Regions from separate parts of the Homo sapiens genome. Here regions 1 and 3 are each linked to region 2. A link is a contact called in ENCODE Hi-C or POLR2A ChIA-PET data. All regions are on one chromosome and are shown on one strand. The core of a region is the stretch at or near the end of the contact, and the rest is flanking DNA. Distances in the headings are between cores, read along the strand shown.

What was found. Hi-C counts contacts between places; a loop is a spot of excess contacts on that map. ChIA-PET counts read pairs that join two places held with the same protein, here RNA polymerase II (POLR2A). Pooled maps may share reads with other maps.
Region 1: a pooled map shows a loop between it and region 2 (2.8-fold over the local background). The contact joins two enhancer-like sites. A Hi-C loop is called at or near these places in 4 of 50 pooled maps. POLR2A ChIA-PET finds 5 or more read pairs at or near these places in 3 of 52 experiments (CD8-positive, alpha-beta memory T cell, MCF 10A and PC-9).
Region 3: a pooled map shows a loop between it and region 2 (3-fold over the local background). The contact joins the promoter of CTR9 here to the enhancer-like site in region 2. A Hi-C loop is called at or near these places in 10 of 50 pooled maps. POLR2A ChIA-PET finds 5 or more read pairs at or near these places in 5 of 52 experiments (HEK293, MCF 10A, OCI-LY7 and 2 more).

The regions. Positions count from the first base shown.
Region 1 is chr11:11,169,168-11,173,320 of GRCh38, forward strand. It overlaps LINC02752 (long intergenic non-protein coding RNA 2752), which reads left to right. Exons shown (of 8, transcript NR_187402.1): 5 at 1-31. Among named protein-coding and RNA genes, the nearest start is that of LINC02752, 56 kb to the left of the region's middle. Within about 2 kb of position 2,329, at least 4 of the 41 ENCODE cell types and tissues checked have a DNase peak (open chromatin) inside an H3K27ac peak, as active enhancers do.
Region 2 is chr11:10,932,757-10,937,124 of GRCh38, forward strand. It overlaps LOC105379882 (a long non-coding RNA gene), which reads left to right. Exons shown (of 4, transcript XR_001748122.2): 3 at 691-1,554. Among named protein-coding and RNA genes, the nearest start is that of ZBED5-AS1, 77 kb to the left of the region's middle. RefSeq lists a silencer at 3,905-4,093. Within about 2 kb of position 2,505, at least 2 of the 41 ENCODE cell types and tissues checked have a DNase peak (open chromatin) inside an H3K27ac peak, as active enhancers do.
Region 3 is chr11:10,747,910-10,752,495 of GRCh38, forward strand. CTR9 (CTR9 component of Paf1/RNA polymerase II complex) reads left to right here and starts at 3,337. Exons shown (of 25, transcript NM_014633.5): 1 at 3,337-3,548. The coding sequence starts at 3,504. RefSeq lists enhancers at 2,706-3,206, 3,005-3,154, 3,175-3,224.

The sequences.
Region 1 (4,153 bases), core at 1,079-3,578, 240 kb after region 2:
CAAGAGTGGACAAGACAAACATCTTTACAAGGTTTGTATTTGTATGCTGTATGGTTAGATGCCAGGCCCCTTTCAAGATCCTCTGGCCTCAGGAAATTCTACAGACTTCTGCCAGCCTACACATCCTACATTAGTCCTGTCCAAAGATAAGACAGCATCAAATATAGCCTGAAACTTAAGCCAAGGCTTCTGGAGCCTGGCTGCAGACTACACGTATTAACTGTGTGATCTCAGATTGTAAAGTCTCAGTTTCTCATCTATAAAATGGGATAATAGGAGTGCTTAAAGTTAAACTAGTTCTAGGCTCAGATAAGCACTCATTTGTAAAGAACCTGCTCTGTGCCACGCCTGTGCCTGATAGTGAGACTACAGAGATAACAATGGTTCAAAATGATATGTTTTATTGTAGTGTATCTATATCTGCTCCAAATACATGACTTTTTGCTCATAGGAATGGCATCTTGAAAAAGTCCTATCTTTTATTTTTCTCTCGAGGCTGTATTTAATAGAACAAAAGGTCTTTGGATAATTATTGAGAAATTGCCTCACCACCCTCTCCAGGCTCTGATTTTCAGGTGGGTGTTTCTGGTGATTTCCCAGCTGGGCTCCCCTCTCCAGTGCAGCCCATAGTCCCAGGGGGATCTCCTTCAGCTGGAGTCCAGTGCAGCAGTCTCAGGCTGGTCAATGTGAATCCCCTTTCCACATCAGGGAGGAATCTCCTCACCTGTGGGTATTCCCCAGGCCATGCCTGGAGGCACAGCTGTGCTTTCTGGCCTGTGTGGCTATTATCTTGTTCCGCAGTTCGGTGTCTGCAAAACTTTCCCTTGCAGGTGGTGTGGTGTCCACGTCCACACCCACAACTCCAGCATCCCCATGGTCTCCATCTTGTTACTCTCCAGAACACGTAACAGACCAGGGACAAATACTGTTCCATACAGAAATCTGCAGACAGCTCTGACTTTGTAATAGCCCTGGCCAGGGGAAGAGTGGGCCCAGGGTAAAGAGGAGGCCCTGATGCACAGCAGGAGAGGTTCTCTGGAATGAGTGGGCAGAGCTTTGCTTTCACCTTGACTGTCACCAACTCACTAAGTGACCTTGACTGAGTCTGTTTCCCTCTCTGGGTCTTGATTTCCTCATTTTGCCAATGAAAACCCTTCCTAGAGCATCAATTTTCCTTGGCTGTTTGGCTTTAAAATACTGTAAGTGAAGACAGAGGTCTTTGGGAAGGTTAAAGCTGTCATGATCATCGCAGTCTTACTGGTTGAGGTTTTGTTGAATTGACATCCAATATGAGAAGATGCCTTAGTCAGCAATCATTTGGTTCCCAAGAATAGAAACCATCTAAACTCCCCTTAAGTGAAGAGATGGAGGGGAATTTCCAGACACCCAATTGTAGAAGAATTACAACTGGGCTTCACAGAGACTGAAGGTCATTGGGTGACTTCTTTCTCTTTGTCTGGTGCCATGTGCCTGCCTCTGCTCCAGTCTTCTCTTGGTAGACCTGTTCCTTCTCTAGGGCCTGTAGTTAACCTCCCCAAACTCAGCTACTGTGAGGTTCTGCCTGGTATGGGCACCAGTCTGGCCCTGGATTCTCTTAACCTATAGCTATGATACTCAACACCATAGAACTGTCTCTGTGAGTGAAGAACCAGCTTGGGTGAGGTGTCCACCCTTAGTCTGATCACGTGTGTGTGCTGAGTAGGATCCCATGTTACTGAGAACTGAGATCATTGTGGTGGGTCCTGGGGAGAAGGTTCTCTGAGGGGTAGCCTAGTACTCTGTGATGGAGCTAAGTCATCTGTTTCAATGTTTCATTTTACAAAGAAGTAAAATGAATAATGGAGTTGAAATGACCAGTAAAGGTCACACAGAGAATTAATGGCAATGCTGTGACTTGAATTCAGTCCTCCCAGTGTATAACAGAGGCATCACTGCAGCCCTTCTCTGGTTCAGATGCAGAGGAGTATTGATGCTTGGTGGATGTGCTCTGTAGTGGAGACGTGGAAATCAAAACAGCATAACTCTGTAGCCAGGCTGGATGTGCCAGGTATGTCTTCTAAAGGCCGGGAGTTACTGTAGGTGGGCAAGGGCTGCCTGCCATGAGTGGAACACTGATGCAATTCTGGGGTCCCACTCTGAAGCCTGCAGGCTAGGTGAGGAGACACCAGATGGATTTGCACAGCAATCTGGGGGACATTCCTGGGGCTGATTTAATGCCTCTCCCAGGGCTCACTAGAACTGGGCAGACCATTCCTACTGTGTTTATCAGCCACAAGGAGGCCTCCCCAGGACACATCTCGGATGTCTTCTGTTGCCTCCCAACTTTCCACCTCCATATATGGTGACAGAAAGCATGTGCCATACCCTGTATCCACACCCTCCCAACTGCACCAGAAAAGGGAATGTTTATTTTTAGAAACGGGGCAGGCTCTGGGGATGTACCGGAGAGCAAACAGGCAGTGTTTCTGCCCTGAAGGGGCTTATGGCCTAGAGCAGAGGGCAGACAGAACCACACTATGCTATGTGCTGTGAAAGAAAGGGGCAGGAAGCTATAAGCACACCTGGGGGATCCCTGACCTGGCTCAGGGAGGGCCTACCAGGATGACCTCCCTGAGGAAGTGCTTGGGCTGAGAACTGAAGGATGGGTTATTACAATAACTAATATTTTTGAGCACACACTAAGTGCTCTGTGAATGCTGAATTATTTATTCCTCTAGCTAAAGGTTCTGTTATTGCCTCCATTTCACAGATGAGGAGACTGAGATACAGTTAGCTTTTGCCAATTGTCTAAGACTACACAGTTAAAAAAAAAAAAAGAGGAGGGTACTATACAGCTGGAGACTCAAAGCCTGTCAGTCTGACTGCAGAGTCTGTATTAGTAACCACTAAACCGCAGCAGCTGTTAAGTAGGCAAGGGTGTGAAAATGACAGAAGGGAGGCTCAGAGAAGGCACTGAGAGAAGGCTAGACTGGTGGAACCCAGCAAGTGAGGTGCAGCCAGGGGCAATACAAGGCCTGGGGCCTTGCAGGGCCTTGAAGAGCCTTGTAGGGGCTTGTGGACCACATTAAAATTTGAGTTTTTATTCTGACTGAAATAGGTAGGAAGACACAGAAGGAATTTAAGGACAGGAAATACATAATGAGAATTGTATTTTTAAAAGACTATTCTGTTCTATTTGTGGAATGGTGAACAGATTGGAAGGGGGTAGGAGAAGATGCCAGCAGACAAATTTAGAGGCCACTACAGGGGCCCAGAGAAGGGGCAATGGCAGTTTGAGGGTGGGGAGGCAGCAGTGGAGAAGGAGAGAAGTGGGAGGGAGAACTGGTGAGTTCTTTAAGAGGGTGGATTGACAGTCTTTTGTATTATGGGGGCTGCAGGAGAGGGAGGTGCTGAGAAGACTCCTTGGATTCTGAGTTGTACATCCAGATGGAGACTGGTGCCATTCACTGACATAGAAGGCACTCGAAGGATGGACTTATTTTCTGTACTTGTCCACACTTTTATGTATGTGTGACTCTCAAATTCTAAGGATAATTTTAATTTGAGGATGTTTAAGAATAGTAATGTGTAAGAGGTGGTTTGATGGCTCTGGGAAATGAGAAAACGGCAACCTGGTATTTTCTGTCACTTATGGATCTGCACTGTTACTAAAAAACATGACTTAGCGGGTGGAGCTGGACACACATCACCCCCAAGTGGACCACAGGGAATGAGGTTCTTAGGCAGCCTTTCTGAAGGCGAGGCCTCCGCCCTGGCTTTCCAAGCTCACTTGGCAGGACATTCAGAAAATTTATACTACTTGCTAGAATTCCACATTCCCCAAACCCAGGTTCTCTGAGGGAGGCCTAAGTATGGAGGAACATCCATGTAATCATATGTAGCAGGCATGAAGCAGGGGAACAGAAAAGTACCAGGGAAGCTGTGAAAAGTTTCTACTCCAGCCTTTGTAACTGGGAAAAAGTTTAGAAACAGAGGACTAGGAAAAAGCCACCAAATAAATGAACTTCGAGTAACAGGGAGAATCATTCACCTCCTACCCACCTAAAAACCCCTCTTCCAGCATAGAATATCCACACTCATCACAGGCAGGTTGAAGCAGACTATACTGGATACTGTCATATATGTCCAGATCCCCCCTTTGGGAATGAGGCAC
Region 2 (4,368 bases), core at 1,255-3,754:
TGGGCGACAGTGAGACCCCTTCTCAAAAAAAAAAAAAAAAAAAAAGAAAGAAAGAAAACATACATCTCAGCAGTATGGGTAATGGGCCAGTTAGTCAAGTGCGCTTTGCCTCAGTTTCCTCGTCTGTAAAATGGGGTTTATTAGGAGACCTACTCTGTAGAGTTTTTTTTCTTTTTTCTTTTTTTTTAAGAATTAAATAGTGTTTCTTTATAAAGTAATAATGTGGTGCAAAGCACAAAGCAAGCACTCGGAAAGGGTTTACCTATGAACATTTGCACTGCCGGGTCTTGAAGGAGAAGGCATTTGCCAAGCGAGAGCAGAATGGGAAGAACTTTCCAGGCAGAGGCCACAGAGGCAGTAAGAAGGAGGGGGGCGAGGATGATTGTGGGCTTAATAACAGTGGTGGGCATGAGGATTACCTGCAACAGCAGCACCCTGTGGGGAGGTCTTGCTAAATATTCAGATTCTTGGGCCCCTCCTTAGACCTACAAGATCTGGGTCTCTGGGCAAAGCATGGGAATCTGTGTTTTAACTTGCTCCCCAGAGATTTCTGTTGCACCCCTTCCCTCCACCCGATCCCAGGGCTCTGTCCTGGTTCAGGCTTTATTGTGTTCAGCTGTGCTAGAATAAACACCTTTTTAATGGATCCTCCTTCAATCCTATAACCTGATTCTCCTTCAATCACCTCAGCCGAATGACATCTCTCAGAAATCTTCCCTGACTGTCCAGGCGGAATTAATGGTTCACTTCCCTGTTCCTCTATACCTTGAGCATCCCTCTACAATTGAATGCTCCTTCATTCCATTTCATTGCACCAGCATGTATCGAGGGTCTACTGTTATCTATCGCTGAAGAGAATGATTGCAAAAAACTTGAATGAACATGGAAAATGCTGATGATCAGATTTCCATTGAAAAGAAAGGTGTGCTCCTTGGGGTGGGGGTGTTGTTGTAATTGTCAGAAAATGTTTAATAAAAGAAACAGAAATAACAATAATCTTGTTAGCATAATTGTGAGTGAACTTTTGCTCTTTTTTAATTCTCAAAAATACCCTAAACATCATGTTTCACGGTCTTTACAAAAACACCACCACAGAAACAACAGAAGCCTCCGGGCCTGAGGTGTCATACTGGGTATGGCCACATGGTGTCCCTCCAGCTCAGTCTAAACCTTCCAGACTACAGTCTTCCAACAGTCTCCGCTTCGCCCAGCAGCCGGGGCTAGTCCGAGCCGAGCGAACCCTAAGCTACGGGAACCAGCTTCTTGGTGCTGTCCCAAGAGTGGAGAGGAGACAGATGAACGTTTCTCAGGCTAGAGGAAGGCGGTTTATTTGCTTCCAAGGGTTCCAGTAGACAGTTCTGACACGAAATTTCGTTGTGGAGGGAACTTTTAAGACTGTGTGAAGGGAGGGAATGGGAAGGGTTTAGATTTGCATAGTAGGTGGGCAGCTTTGTGGCGGTTGGGAGGAGGTTTGGATGACTTGAGAGAGACCAGGAAAAAAGCTGGAGTCCGGACTGAGGAACGGAAGGATACGGAGTTTTTTTGTAGGCGAGGGTAAGGGGCAGCAATGGGGTTGGAAGGAGGGGTTGGGGATGTGTTTGCACAGCAAGCATACTATTTATATCACACATCCATAAGAAAAAAGTTGTAAAGAGGCCCTTCCCCGTCAGTATTTTACTTCGGTTTTCTTGCCAATCCGGCCCCAAACTCGGAGGTTTTTTTTTTTTTTTTTTTTTTTTTTTTTTATGCCAGTCTGGCCCCAAACTCTAGCCGTTCACCTACATACTGGGAAACTGTTATGTTTTCGGTTTGATAGCAGACAGGCAAACTTTTTAGCAGCATTTGGATTTCCTGTAGGACGGTGGTTCTCAAACTGGTGCGCATGAGTGTCACCTGGAGGGCTTGTTAGAGCAGATGGCTGGGCTCCACCCCAGAGCTCCTCTTTCAGTAGGTGTTGGGTGGAGCCTGAGAATGTGCATTTTAATAATGTTCTCAGATGGTGCTGATACTGCTGGTCTGGAGAACCAACAATGTAAAGGAATTCATTTCCTAACAGGTTCTGCCAATGTTCTCTCCACCTTAAAAACCAAAAGCCAAAGAACCCCAATTCTCCCCCTGGATGATGGGTATTTGCGATTGCAGGCACTTTAAAAAGTGGTAGAACTCACCTTCTGGTTTTAGTTTAATTTTTTGTTTGTTCTAACCACTGTCATTCAACACATAATGGTTTTAGATATTTATTGTTAGCTTTTGCCTGTTTAGAATTTTTGATCTTGTTGCTATGGATGGTGTTTGCTATAAAAACCTTGATGGCTGGGGAGTGGAGTGTTCCAAAGGAAAATGCTCTTATATTCAAGTCAGTTCCTCTGCTCTTATCTGTACACCACACTGTAATCCCTAGGAAGGAGACTCTAGAGGAAAAGGGGAAGGCGGGAAGGCTCAACAGCTGGGACTGCCATAGGTTCAACCAGTCCACAGCCCTAGAGGGGTGCATGCACACAGTGGAGCTGTCTCTTCTCCTCTTAAGGGGCAGCTCTGGGCTTTGGGGTACCTGAGTCTACAGTAGGAGGGAAACGAGAACTGGTCTCAGCTCCTACAGGTACTTTGGACTTTACCTCCTCGGGTCTTATATTAGTTTCCTATTGCTGTTGTAACAAACTACCATAAATGTCATGGCTTAAAACAACTGAAGTTTATTAGCTTACAGTTCTAGACGTCAAAGTCTGAAATGGGTCTTGTTGGGGCTAAAATCGAACGCTGTGTTCCTTCTGGGGGCTCTAGGGGAGAACCCGCTCTTTGTCTTTTCCAACTTTGTTTTGTTTTGAGACAGGGTCTCCCCCTGTTGCCTGGGCCAGAGTGCGGTGGTGCAATATAGCTCACTGCAACCTTGAACTCCTGGGCTCAAGCACTTCTCCTGCCTCAGCCTCCTATGTAGCTAGGACTATAGGCACACGCCACTATATCTGGCTAATTTTGTTTTTTATTTTTCGTGGAGATAGGGTCTTGCTGTGTTGCCCAGGCTGGCCTCAAACTCCTGGCCTCAAGCAATCCTCCCGCCTCAGCTGGGATTACAGGCACAAGCCACTGTGCCCAGCCCATTTCCAACTTTTAGAGATTGCTTGCATTCCTTGGCTCCTGGACACATTACCCTGATTTCTGCTTCTATCACCACCTCTCCTTTTCTGACTCTGAGCCTCCGGTCTTTCTTTTAAAAGGGCCCTTGTAATTACACTGGGCCCATTTGGATAGTCCAGGATACTCTCCCCATTTTAACTTAATTCCATCTGCAAAGTCCCTTTGCCACATAAGGTAACATGTTCATAAGGTCTGGGGATCAGGATGTGGACTTCTTTGCAGGGGGTGAACTGTAATACTCATTTATAAAGTATACTCATAAAGAATTGAAAATACAGTTCAGACAATAGAAGAGAAACATAATAAACATTTCCTTCCATTTAAAAAATAGTTTTTACATAGTTATACTGTATATACAACTTGAGATCCTGGTATTTCAATTAAATATTGTGTCTAAATATATTCTAAATTATATAAAATGTGCTAAATTATACTAAATATAGTCTATATTAATATACACAGCGAACATTTTTACTGACTACATAGTTGAGTGACTATACCATATTTTACCTAAGCCTTCCCATAATTTTGGAAATGTAAATCATTTTAATTTTTAAATATAAATAACTCTATGATAAATACTTTTGCTCGTAAGGATTTTTATGTTTGTAAGTTTTTCCTTGGGATAGGCTCCTGGATGTGGAGTCACTGGATCAAAGGCTTTTACACAAAATGTTTTTCAAAGGGTTTATATTAATTTTCAGAACCACCAAGTTCTGAGAATTAGGATGTGAATATCTTTGGTGTCATTATTCTGCCTACCACAGGCCTCAAGTTTCTCCTTGGTAGAATGGTAATATAATCACTATTCCCCAGGCAGCTGAGAAGATTAAAGGCACTCATATCTCTGAAGAAAGCTTGGTAAGCAGTGAAGACCTGCACATGTGGTAGTTATTGCTCTCGTGACCTGAGCTTACCTGGTGGGCAGGTTGGGAAAGGGGCTCATGCCCATGACTCAGTTATACCACACTACAGCCCTGATACTTGAGAGACAGTGTGTGTGCGTGTGTGTGTGTGTGCTTGTGCATAGGGTATGGGGTGGGAACAGTTTTCTAAGCAGCAGCCACTTGCTTACAGAAAGGCCCAGCAAACCTATGGAAAACTGTCTGGAACTGTGGTTCACCACCCTCACTGTGCATCAGAATTACTCCATGAGTTTTTAAGAAGCACAGGTTCCCTGAGTTCCATACCCGAGTGATTCTGGTTCAGTTAGTCCAGGTGGAGCTCAGTCTT
Region 3 (4,586 bases), core at 2,087-4,586, 180 kb before region 2:
CATGCCAGTTGAAATAAAATCTTTGAAATTGCTCCAAAACTGGTTCTACAGCTTTAAAACATCTAATTTCATCAGTGCCTGCTACATTTAGGGAAAAACAAAAGGCTGCTTGTAGCAACCTGGTACCAAGAGTGTAGTTTAAGTCTCAATTGTTGCCAGGCCCCTGATAGGTGATTCTCTCTTCATTGTCCTTGCTGATTCCTTGCAGGCCACCTTCCTCTTCACACCCTCTGTGTGCTAGAATTCCTCAGGCTGGGAACTAGGCCCTTCTCTTGTCACTCTCCATTCTCTCCCTAGGTTATCTAATCTAATTTAATCCCATAGTTTTAAAATTCATCTTTATGCCAATAGCTCTCAGACCTATTTCTCCAGGTTAGAAACTGTCTTCTAAATTACAGATCTGTAATTTAGACTATCTGAAATCTGCATCTGGCTGTCGCAGAGACAGTACAAACTACAAACAACACATGTGAAATCCAACTAGTGGTCTACCCTTGCCCAAATGTGCTCCTCCACTAATCTTTCCTATTTTAGGAAATGACACATCATTCACCCAGTTGTTCATGCCAGAAACTGGACGTCCTTCTTGACACTACTTTTTCAGTGACCCCGGCCTATATCCAATACATTGGCAAGTCCTAGTGACTAAGGTATCAACAGATGATTGATAGACAGATAGATAGATGATAATCTTAAATCCATCCACTTCTCTCCACCTCCACTGTCTTAAACCTATTCCTATTTATCATCTGTGACCTAGACAGCAGTTTCCTAAGTGGTCTGCCCACATCCTCTCGAGACACTTTCCAATCCATCTTTCACAACATAGCCAGAACAATCTTTTAAAACCAATTCTTTTTTTTTTTTTTCAGACAGAGTCTCACTCTGTCGCCCAGGCTGGAGTGCACCGGCATGATCTTGGCTCACTGCAACCTTCACCTCCGCCTCTGGGGCTCAAGTGATTCTCATGCCTCAGCCTCCTGAGTAGCTGGGATAACAGGCGTGCACCACCACACCCAGCTAATTTTTGTATCTTTAGTAGAGACAAATTTCACCATGTTGCCCAGACTGGTCTTGAATTCTTAAACTCATGTGATAGGCCACCTCGGCCACCCAAAGTACTGGGATTACAGGCATGAGCCACCGTGCCTGGCCAAAACCAATTCTCTTTTATTCTTTCTCCCTCTCATTGACACATACACATCACTTAAAGCATTTCAATCACTTTGCATGTAAGATAAAACCCCAAATCATTAATATATACTAAGTCAAAAGAAATTCTGAAGGACAAAAGCATTTAGAAAAAAAGTTTACTTACAAAAACACTTGCAAAAGTATACAGGTGAATTTACGCTTTAGAAGGACTGATACATCAAATGAACACACACCAAGGTTTACAGTTAGTTGCTTCATGGTGAGAAAAGAGCAATTTTCTCATATGATTGCCATATGACCCCAAGCTCCCACATATCTTCAGACTGTAGCAGTACAAAAGTCAGCAATTAAACTGTAAGAGAGTCAGTAATATATGGGAAATGCTGAAAGTTTTGTTCACTTTGGAGACTACAGAGTGTGATACTGTTGTTTCACGGTTTATTTCAGAACACAAAGTATTTTGTTTTTCCTGTGGGAAGTAATATGTACACTCACTCATTTTGGAAACAGGACAAGATGTCAGTTTTGCTTTATAAGCATAAACCCCAGCATGTCTGGGTACTTCTTATATCAGCTTCAACTCATGCCACTCTCCCCCTCATTTTCTACATTCTAGTCACATGACCTTCTTGCAGGTTCTCAAAGCTCTTCCCCAACATGCCGTCCCCTCTGTCTGGTACACATTCCCCTACATACTTTACCTGCCAAACCTTACTCATTTTCCCAGATGCAACTTAAATGTCACTTCCTCCAAATCCCACTCTAAACTGAGTGCCCCAACTATTCAATCATAGCACTCTGCATTATCAGGTATGATGCCTTTGGATGCGAATAACTGAAAAACCAAACCTATCAATAGAGTTTTTAATATCAGGGAGGCTTTTGGGCATGGAGAATAACAATCACCACTATGTGTACTTTTGTTTAATGCTTACTTTATAAACTTTAAAATATATTAAACAGTATTTCTGGGAAATACTGTCTGATGCCATCCAATGCAGTATTCACTAACCACATGTGGCTATTGAACACTTGAAATATGACTAATCCAATTAAGGAATTTAATTAGGAATTTTTTTAATTTAAATTTTGGAAAAACTAAAGTGTGTGAACCTATTTTTTCAACTGCAAACTTTATAAAATCTAAACACAGATCCAATATTTCCAATTAAAATCAGGCAACTGAGATCAGTGTATGCATGTGAAATACATATCGAATTTTCAAGACTCAGTATAAAAAAATGTAAAAATTATCTGAATTTTTATATTGACTACATGTTGAAATGAGATTTTGGATATATTACGTTAAATAAAATATATTACTAAAATTAATTTCCTCTTTTTTTTTTTTTTGAGGTGGAGTCTCGATCGATCCCCAGTCTGGAGCGCAGTGGCTGATCTCGGCTCAGCGCAACCTCCGTCTCCCGGGTTCAAGCGAGTCTCCTGTTTCAGTCTCCCTGGTAGCTGGGATTACAGGCGCCCACCACCGCGCCGGGCTAATTTTTGTATTTTTAGTATAGACGGGTTTTCACCATGTTGGTCAGGCTGGTCTCGAACTCCTGACCTCAGATGATCCGCCCGCCTTGGCCTCCCAAAGTGCTGGGATTACAGGCGTGAGCCACCGCGCCTGGCCTCATCTGCAATTTTACTTAAATCACAAATATACTAGATCTTCTTACATGCTTCGAAGAACTAAAAAAAATAAGACATGAATTATCACAATGATTACCGAATTAATTGTAAATTTTTTTATTTAAACTAGTCACAAAGGTATCACAGGTATGACTTACACCTAACGGGGGCCAAAAGATGGGTTGCGAAACGAATGACTGAATTATCCCTAACAATCTTGGGAAGAAAACAGGATTGGCCAGGCCCATCCCGAGAGGTCCACGTCAGGCAGGGGCCCCGCCCACCGCGGGACCAAGCGGCTACGCCTTCCAAGTTTTCATTCGGGGCCGCGCCAGCGCTGAGGAGAGTCAGACGCCAGATGGTTCCGAAGGTCCTGCAGGCTCTCGGGGCACCCTACAGCCGACACGCCAACAAAAGCTTCGGAGCCGCCAACCCCAAAACGGAAACACCGGAGCCACAAGCTGAGCTCGCGTAGGGCACGCTCCCCCGGGAGTGCTTCCGGGACAGGGGGCGGGGTCGCCGGAAGTGGCCGTCCGCCGTCCGCTGCTCGTTGTTTAAGCGGCTGACGGGAAGGAGAAGCCAGAGCTCCAGCGGCGCCGCGGGGCGGCAGTCAAGACCAGAGCCGGAGCCGTCACTCACCTCTGGATTAGCCTGAAGCGGAGACTACCGGCTGCGGAGCGGCGGGGCGAGACACTTGCTCGCCTTTTGACCCCATCATGTCGCGGGGCTCCATCGAGATTCCCCTCCGGGACACTGACGAGGTAAGTGTCGTGTATGGAGGCGGGTGGGGGCCATGAACTTGTACGATCGCCCCCACCGACTTCGCTCGACTTCGTTTCTGAAGCGAGAGCATCCTCCTTCCCTAAGAGCCCTGATCGAAATACCTGGCCAAGGTCTGATCATCATCTTCTTCAGCCCCTGTGCCCTCTCAGGCTGGGGGCACCGCGTCTCTGCAGCCTCAGGGCCACTCGGAGAAGGAGTTCTTGAAAGTTCCTCTCCAGCCTGTTCGAATTTGACAGTGCGCTACTCTTTTCCTAACCAACCCACGGGAGCAGAGGTGTGAGAGTACCCGATAAACTGTAAAACACCTCGCAGATTACAGAGGTGGGCGCTGATGTTTCCGGGGTTTATATGCTTGCTGCTCAAACTCGAGATCTTTCCCTGGGAATATATAGGAGGTCGCCTCTTCTCCCTTAGAAACTCGAGTCTGTCATGGTGCGCTGTGTTCTCTACACCAACTCTCCTTCAACGAGATATCCCAAGATTTAGCCGCCCCTGTGTGCTGATAAAATTTAACCTCCTCTCGCTTACCTATGTCTCATTCATGGGTGGCCTGTGGCTTGTCTGAGTAAAGCTCTCAGCTTTGATGTTCAGTCTTCTTGTATATCTTTTATTTTTATTTTTTTTGTTTGAGATATAATATTGAGGTATAAAATTCAGTGGTTTTTAGTGTATTCGCAAAGTTGTATAGTCATTACCTCTAATTCCAGGACATTTTCCTATTATTATTTTTGTGCTTACAGTCAGGACTGTCTGTTACACGCAGGTGCCACCTCCATGATTAATGTGTGCAGTGGCATTCAACTTTGCATGGCTTGTAGGGTCATGCATCTCAAGGAGTCAGACCTATGGCATAATAGTCTCTAGGGTGCTTATCTGCACTTTACTTGGATTCTATGTTAAGTAGGATTTTGTTTTGTTATTTTTTAGTAAGCAGACCATTTCTAGTATTTTATAGTTCCAGTGATCTGGGGACAAGTAGCAGGGTTTGTTTGCTTCTCTGTGCTTTAACTTTATTA